Regions from separate parts of the Homo sapiens genome. Here regions 2 and 3 are each linked to region 1. Evidence: chromatin contacts called from ENCODE Hi-C or POLR2A ChIA-PET data. All regions are on one chromosome and are shown on one strand. Each heading gives the region's core, a stretch centred on a gene start or an enhancer-like site at or near the end of the contact. The rest is flanking DNA. Distances are from core to core; before and after follow the strand shown.

Region 1 (2,700 bases), core at 22-2,521:
TTTTTTTGAGACAAAGTCTTGCTCTGTCTCCCACGCTGGAGCGCAGTGGCGCCGATCTCGGTTCACTGCAAGCTCCGCCTCCCGGGTTCACGCCATTCTCCTGTCTCAGCCTCCCCAGTAGCTGGGACTACAGGCGCCCGCCACCACGCCCAGCTAATTTTTTTTTGTATTTTTAGTAGAGATGGGGTTTCACCATGTTAGCCAGGATGATCTCGATCTTCTGACCTCGTGATCCGCCCGCCTCAGCCTCCCAAAGTGCTGGGATTACAGGTGTGAGCCACCACGCCCGGCTAAATGTCACTTCTATAAAACCTACTATTTTCTCCCTTTGCATCAGTTTTCAACACACATAGTTAGTATTCTAAAACTGGATGGCAAGTGCTTCTTCAGAGAAGGGTAATTGTCTAAGTCCACATTTGGATTAATCATTGTAACCCCTGATATTTTAAAAAATAAAAACAGTGTTATTGAGATATAATTCACCTATCATACACTCTGCCCATTTAAAGTGTACAATTCAATGGTTTTTAGTATATTTAGTATTTAGCATTTTAGATATGTACAACCGTTACCAACCACAGTTATTTTTAGAACATTTTCATCACCATACATACACACACAAAACCATACCCTTTAGCTATTACCCCAGCCTCGCCCCACCCCATTCCCTCCATTCCTAAGAAATTTACTAACATACTTTCCATCTTTATAGATTTCCTTGTTCTGGGAATTTCATATAAACGGAATCATACAATATGTGGTCTTTCATGACTGGCATTTTTCACTCAGCATGTTTTCAAATCCAATGCATAGCATGAATCAGTATTTCTTTTTATTGCCAAATAATATTCCATTATATGGATATGTCACATTTTATCCATTTATCAGGTGATGGACATTTGGACTGCTTTAACTTTTGGCCATTATGGATAGTGCTACTAGAATTATTCATGTATAAGTTTTTAGGCGGATATATGTTTTCATTTTTCTTGAGCATATGCCTATGAGTGGAAATGCTGGGCCCTACGGCTTCTTTAAGTAGCAGATATTCCATAAAAATCTGATGAAATCACCTTCCCTGTTCCATTTCAATCTTATAATTAAAATGACCATTCAAATTAATCCTTTCCCCAAAAGATAAACAAGAATATTTTTTCTTCTAAGAGGATAAGATGAAATAACAGGCATAAAATAAGTTTTTCCCTCTTCCTTAACCTCCTGCAACCTCAGGTATTACATTTATAGTGAGAATGTAGAACTGCGCCAAGAATGTAGTATTTCAGGTTTTAGGCCCTTGGGCCAAATAAACAATCCAACTAGCACGGAGTAGAAGATTTCATCAGAGATGTGCAATTGAAATAATTTTCTTCGCAAACACTTCTTTATTCTAAGAAATGGAAACCTTCTAACAATGGTAATCAAGTAAATTATTTCTCACAAGACATTCTAACTTACTATAAGAAAGAACACTGGTGGCGCATGCCTGTAATCCCAGCTACTTGGGAGGCTGAGGCATGAGAATCACTTAAGCCCAGGAGGCAGAGGTTGCAGTGAGCCGAGTTACACCACTGCACTCCAGCCTGGGTGACAGAGCAAGACTCCATCTCAAAAAAAAAAAAAAAAAGAAAGAAAGAAAGAAAGAAAGAACACTTGATAGAGAGTAGAAATATATATTTTTAAAATAATTTTCCCTTTCCCAGAAACTTCAAGAAAGATGATTCATTGAAGATCTTAGTTGTGTTTCAATGTTTTTTTCAACAATAATGTTCTTCTCAACAATGTTTTTCTCTGGCAGCACTATCCTGGAGCCAGTGAATTCGAAAACTCCACAATATTTCAGTATTAATAAAGTAAATAAGAATTAGAATGTTTCATACTGGAAAGAATTTTAAAGATACACCATTTCAACTCCTTTTTTTCTTTTTATACTCAATCTCAGAAAAGTTAAGCATCACATCACACCTCTGTGGCAGCATTATCCCCAAATTAAAATCCCAGACTTCTGGCCAGGTGCAGTGGCTCATGCCTGTAATCCTAGCACTTTGGGAGACCGAGGTGGGAGGGTTGCTTGAGTCCAGGAGTTTGAGAACAGCCTGGGTAACACAGTGAGACCCCCGTCTCTATGAAATAAAATACAAAAAAATTAGCTGGGCATGGTAGCACGTGCCTGTAGTCCCAGCTACTTGGGGCTTGAGGTGGGAGGATTGCTTGAGCCCAGGAAGCTGAGGCTATAGTGAGCCGAGATTGTGCCACTGCACTCCAACCTAGGTGACAAAGTAAGAACTTGTCTGGAAAAAAAAAAATCCAGGACTTCTGATTTTCCATTACAGAAATTTATTCTCCTGAACCATGCTGCCCTAAGTCATACTTTACTATTTTGGAGGGTAATCAAGAAAATTTTAAATTTAATGTAAGATTGAACTTCTGTTACTATTCCTCCCAAGGATCTCAGGACATTTAAAGATATGGTGCTAGATTCAGTTCTTACGAGGACTGCAGAGTAAACAAATTTGAGGGCCTCTTTAAGAAAAAAATAGGGCCAGCGCGGTGGCTCATGCCTGTAATCCCAGCACTTTGGGAGGCTGAGGCAAGCAGATCACAAGGTCAGGAGATCCAGACCATCCTCGCTAACACGGTGAAACCCCATCTCTACTAAAAATACAAAAAATTAGCCAGGTGTGGTGGTACACGCCTGTAGTT
Region 2 (2,700 bases), core at 145-2,644, 36 kb after region 1:
TATTTAATTTTTTTAGAATTTAGATAGGGTCTCACTATGTTGCCCAGGCTAGTGTCGAACTCCTGGGCTCAAGTGATCCTCCTGTCTTGGCCTCCCAAAATACTGGGATTACAGGGGTGAGCCTCCTCACCCAGCTTATAATTTTAATTATTTCAACACTTGGTTTAAATTTTTCTTTTTGACTTATATTCTTCATGATTGTAAATGGATGTGAAACGTTTCATAATTTTTATAAAAATCCATACATGTTTCCCTCAAGTTCTTGAGTCTAAAATTAACATAGATCTGTCCTTACTTTTATTTAGTGGACCTTAATGTTCACTGAAGAAATATTATTGATACTTAGAGTAACTAAGCCACAATGGTAGGTTCCATAGTTAAAAGATAATTTTATATATTGTACTTTGGACTTAAACTAATCATTCAATTGTAAAGTAGTAACATCAAACTTTTGCTCTCAGAGTTTGTTCTGCTTCATCAGTACATTCAAATAGAATGCTCCATAATGAAGAAAATAGTCTATCACTTCATTTGCACTATCCAATAATGGTAGCCATTAACAACATGTGGCTAGTAAGCACTTGAAATGTGGCTAGTGCAACAGAAGAACGGAATTTTTAAGTGTTTAATTTTAATTAATTTTCATTTAAATAGCTCTTTGGCTAGAAACTACAATGTTGGACAACACAGTTCTAGATAGTTCAAAAAACATCAGTAATTATGTGGAAATAGAATAATAATGATTCTCATTACTAAACTATACAGGTTATATCATTGCCTCAGGAATTGCTGACACATCTCTTGACCAATTGTGCAAGAAGCAATGAGGTTTTGAGCACGGTTTTTTACCACTTTATGAATCAACCTTCCCGCCTCCTCTTCCCCCCCCCATCTCTGGAGTCCTCATAGTTTTCTCTTTAAAATCATTTGTAAAACAGAAAGCAAAGCTCTCAGATCTAACCAGTAGTCTAACTCTGACCTTAGGCTCCCACGGGAATTCAATTATTTTTGTTGGCCTAACCTCTAAGGGATGATGGATTTGCTATCTCTGTGTCCTCCTTCTTCCCTGACTCCCCCTCCCACCCTCACATCTTCTCCTCTAACTAGTCACATTTAGTTAGTTTCTTGACCTGCTGCCTTTGTTTTAAACAGGAATGAAAGAGAACCATAACTGGAAACAGAAACTGTTGCATTCAGTTATTAGGTCGCAATGGGAAAAATGAGGCTGTGTATGTATAAGTGTTTTTGCAGGGTTTAGGATAGCAGCTGCAGCTACCCCTTCTTTCCTTCCACTGCTAGACAAATTTCCAAGCACTTGATACTAGAGTTCTACCACTAGCTAGCCAGCTAGAGGTCTCGGTATCCTCTATGAACTGTTAATGAAGTTCCGGAAGTTCTTTCCTTAAAAAACAAAAGTTCTGAATGCTGACTCTCTAACCACGGAAATGGTATCTTATTACTAAAACACTAAAAATGTTAAGCTGCATACTGCTCCAATGAGTAGTCTGTAGACTTGTTACCATCTGTACTGGCCATAGCGAAAAAGGGTTTGACACTACATGATAGTTACTGGTACTTGTTCCCAATAGCTGCTTAAAATAAGCTGTTGGCAAGTTTGACTACTTTTTTTTTTTTTTTACATTTAAAAAATAACAACATTAAACAGTTATATCTGTAAATGTAAGAAGGTTAAGGCATTCTAAGTCACAGGATGGGATAGGAGGTAGGCACAAGATACAGGTCATAAAGACCTTGCTGATAAAACAGGTTGCAGTAAAGAAGCCGGCCAAAACCCACCAAAACCAAGATGGCAATGAGAATGACCTCTGGTCGTCCTCACTGCTATACTCCCACCAATGCCATGACAGTTTACAGATGCCACGGCAACATCAGGAAGTTACCCTATATGGTCTAAAAAGGGGAAGCATGAATAATAGACCCTTTGTTTAGCATATCATCAAGAAATAACCATAAAACTGGGCAACCAGCAACCCCCCGGGGCTGCTCTGTCTGTGGAGTAGCCATTCTTTTATGCCTTTACTTTCTTAATAAACTTGCTTTCACTTAAAAAAAAAATTAAACATTTACATTTGTATAAAGTACTTTCACATACCTAACCAAATTCAATTATTTTAACAACCCAGTAAGGCAGGAAAATCAGTTATTATTATTCTGATTTTTATGAGTGTCATCTGACTCCTAGGATAGCAGCATGTTTCCCAGTATACCAGTACTTCTACCTGGCAAGGGTGCTGCCCAAAAATGGTCTTGGGAGAATGTAGACGGTGTAGAAAAGTCTGTAATTTGGCCGGGCGCGGTGGCTCACACCTGTAATGGCAGCATTTTGGGAGGCCGAGGCAGGTGGATTACCTGAGGTCAGGAGTTTGAGACCAGCCTGACTAACATGGTAAAACCCTGTCTCTACTAAAAATACAAAAATTAGCCAGGCGTGGTGGCACATGCCTGTAATCCCAGCTACTTGGGAGGCTGAGGCAGGAGACTCGTTTGAACCCAGGAGGCGGAGGTTGCAGTGACCTGAGATCGCACCACTGCACTCCAGCCTGGGGAACAGCAGCGAAACTCTGTCTCCAAAAAAAAAAAAAAAAAAAAAAAAAAAAGCCTGTATGGTTGTAATTAATTGAGCACTCAAATTTAGTTCTTAAAACATTTTCTTTCCCCTCTTTGAATTATATTATTTTA
Region 3 (2,700 bases), core at 119-2,618, 35 kb before region 1:
CCAGAAGGAGATTTAGTAATTACTGCATGTTGTAAGGGGGCCCAGATTCCTGGGTGTACTTGCAGGTAGGTCATACTAGTTACTTAAAGGTAGAGCTTTCTTCAGAGGGAGGGAATACAAATGAGAAAAAAGGCAGACATGGCGAACAAGAAAACCTATTCAGCTGCTACACTTACAAAGGCATATTCTTAAAGGCTAAATCCAGTTATCAATAGTATTCCCTGTGCTGAGAAAATTGGTGCCAATTTTAACTGCTTTTTCTGCTTTTCCAAATTATGTGACATTTTTGGAGCCTAAACAAACCTGCAATGATTCCGTATTGACCACCTACCAATAAACCTCAACTACACACATACCTTTTCTTTCTTGCCTGTGACCCTTTCTCTCTGTCTTTAATTGTAACTGCAACTCTAAGGCATTTGAGGTACATGTTATATAGAAGGTGATATTTTAAAAATAACTCTGTACAGTAAAAAGAAGACCCTGAAAGATCAAAACAAACAAGGATTAGGGGTTAGGAAATTACATTTCTATTGTATTACTACAAAGAATTGCACGTGGTTACTACTAAAGCTAATAGAGGTATTATATAGCAAAAAGTTTTAAAAATATAATTCAAAAAATTCATTTTTCATTATGGTAATTTAGAATGAGAAGGTGTGGATGTACTCCTTATTCTTTTTAAAAAAGGCATGAGGTGTAATGAGCACTAGAAACCATGAATTGGAAGTTGATGGTCAGTGAAAAGATAAAACAGAGAAGATGAGGAAATTTATGTCAAGCTGAAAATGATAAGGTTCAAATGCTTCAAAATAACTTTTATAAAAACTTCCCTTGAAAATTCAGTTTCCTTCCTCATGGTGACATTAGGCATTGGCAGACAGAACTAAAAAAAAATGCATTATTTATTTTTCTTCACAACAGAAAAATATATTTTCTCTACTTATCTTTAGTTAGGAGATTGAATTGCCTTTAAAATCAAAACAATAAAAATCTGAGACACAGTATTTACTTTTAAATTAAAAAAACATTATTTATAAGTATTTTGACTCTTCAACAAATTATTTTACATACTAAAGAAGATAAAGCATAATACAGACTAAAACATTAAGTTAATGTGCAGATTAAGGTAATAATGGCACAAAAAACTGAACTGTAGCTTTAAATGAGAGCAGGCAAAATAATCACAAGCAAGTTGGCAGTAGTATTAACACCTTGGTACCAAAGACATATATTTACAAAAAGTTGTCAGATCCATAGACATTATGATAATTTTATTTAATCAGTATTTATTAACATGATTAGGTTCACTCTTTGTCCTTAATTCCCAGCAGGATTTCGGTCTGCCTATCTTTAGGAAGTTCTGCTTTTGTGGTACCAGTAAGTGGTCATGGCTACACTGGGGTGATTAAAACAGAAGCAAAAGAGGAACCATAACCCAATAGTTTCACTTCTTCCTAGTAAATGCCAGTTGTTTTCTTTCATTTGTGAGCCATCTCAGATTCTTCATACCTAATATTTCACTCCTCCTCCCCTCATTCATTAATGTAACTGTACTAAAAGTTCATTACTGAGAGAAGAAAAGATTGGTAACATGTTTCTCTAGAAGTTAATGGAGGGAGGGAGGTTGCAGGGAGGAGAGTGTGGTTGTGGTAGAGAAAATACAAGGCAGAGAAAAGCCCTAGAATAGGAGTCAAGAAACTTGAGTTTCAATCCTTAACATATTACTTAAATTCTGTGAAACTCTGGGCAAGTTAAGTCTTTCTGAGCCCTGGTCTCTTCATATGCCAAAATACAGTAAAGATAATATCTTCCTAAGTATCTATATGAACTATAGAAATGAGAAATATTTTAAAGTTATAAAATAGCATATATTTATATAAGACTAGCTTGTTATTTGTAATAGGAAAGGGACAATAACTCTGCTAACAGATAAATATATGCAAGGAAGGTTAATTTTCTTTTCTTTTCTTCATGACACAGTATCTAAAGATTGGTGGGCCCTTTTTCAAATTTCCCTGCAACATTTAGCCTGGAGAACAGTTACCTACTGAACAAAGATGATATAATTGTGGATACGTAGGAGAGAATAAGAGATAGAAGCTAAATTCTGGCAACTTTATCCTTTATATCCAGAAGCAGCAATCTATTTGCTTCCCATGAATGCTTAGGCAACCTAAAAATTGGAGCATGCACTAATTTTCAAGGTTCCTGGAATAGACAGTCCTGCAACTGAAAAGAAACATAACTGGTCTCTAATCTTACCTATGAATCAATGCATGAGAATGTAGGTAGGCTAGTCCATGCAAGGCTCCATGAGTAATGGCAGCGATCTCCACTTCCTGAAGTGGTTTTTTATGAACTGAGGAAGGAAAAAAAAAAAAGTCAGTAGATGATCAGTTTCATTCCTCATTTTATTATTTTATACAGCTATACCAGACTGGGTTACATACTTTCTCACATGACAATTTGGGAACACATTCACCTAGATCTTCTATAGAAGATAATAAGTGATCAGACAACAGGAAACCCAAGTATATAAACACAAATGACCCTTCAAAACAAAAATAAAACAAAGAAAGCCTGATATTCCTTAAATGATGCATTGTTAATTTACTTATCAGTTGCAAGCCAAGCCACACTGATTCCAATTAACCAGGCCCAAATTAACCAGTCCCTTCCAACATTTCAATGTCTGGA

The links. A loop is a pair of places that touch in the nucleus more often than their neighbours do. ChIA-PET counts read pairs that join two places held with the same protein, here RNA polymerase II (POLR2A). Pooled maps may share reads with other maps.
Region 2: a map of mammary epithelial cell shows a loop between it and region 1 (7-fold over the local background). The contact joins two enhancer-like sites. A Hi-C loop is called at or near these places in 5 of 168 maps with a recorded cell type or tissue (PC-3, PC-9, endothelial cell of hepatic sinusoid and 2 more), 1 of 37 single-sample maps with no recorded cell type and 2 of 50 pooled maps. POLR2A ChIA-PET finds 5 or more read pairs at or near these places in 16 of 52 experiments (AG04450, CD4-positive, alpha-beta T cell, GM10248 and 12 more).
Region 3: a loop to region 1 is called in a map of PC-9, with 8 times the contacts of the local background. The contact joins two enhancer-like sites. A Hi-C loop is called at or near these places in 5 of 168 maps with a recorded cell type or tissue (Calu3, IMR-90, PC-9 and 2 more) and 2 of 50 pooled maps. POLR2A ChIA-PET finds 5 or more read pairs at or near these places in 11 of 52 experiments (AG04449, B cell, BJ and 8 more).

What each region holds. Positions count from the first base shown.
Region 1 is chr12:118,270,685-118,273,384 of GRCh38, forward strand. All of the region lies in intron 1 of TAOK3 (TAO kinase 3), which reads right to left. Among named protein-coding and RNA genes, the nearest start is that of TAOK3, 100 kb to the right of the region's middle. Within about 2 kb of position 1,272, at least 5 of the 41 ENCODE cell types and tissues checked have a DNase peak (open chromatin) inside an H3K27ac peak, as active enhancers do; they include PC-3, PC-9 and mammary epithelial cell, where a contact is called at or near this core.
Region 2 is chr12:118,306,342-118,309,041 of GRCh38, forward strand. All of the region lies in intron 1 of TAOK3 (TAO kinase 3), which reads right to left. Among named protein-coding and RNA genes, the nearest start is that of TAOK3, 65 kb to the right of the region's middle. RefSeq lists an enhancer at 1,858-1,957. Within about 2 kb of position 1,395, at least 10 of the 41 ENCODE cell types and tissues checked have a DNase peak (open chromatin) inside an H3K27ac peak, as active enhancers do; they include PC-3, PC-9 and mammary epithelial cell, where a contact is called at or near this core.
Region 3 is chr12:118,235,808-118,238,507 of GRCh38, forward strand. TAOK3 (TAO kinase 3) reads right to left here. Exons shown (of 21, transcript NM_016281.4): 7 at 2,266-2,362. Among named protein-coding and RNA genes, the nearest start is that of PEBP1, 100 kb to the left of the region's middle. RefSeq lists enhancers at 1,504-1,573, 1,714-1,763. Within about 2 kb of position 1,369, at least 6 of the 41 ENCODE cell types and tissues checked have a DNase peak (open chromatin) inside an H3K27ac peak, as active enhancers do; they include PC-9, where a contact is called at or near this core.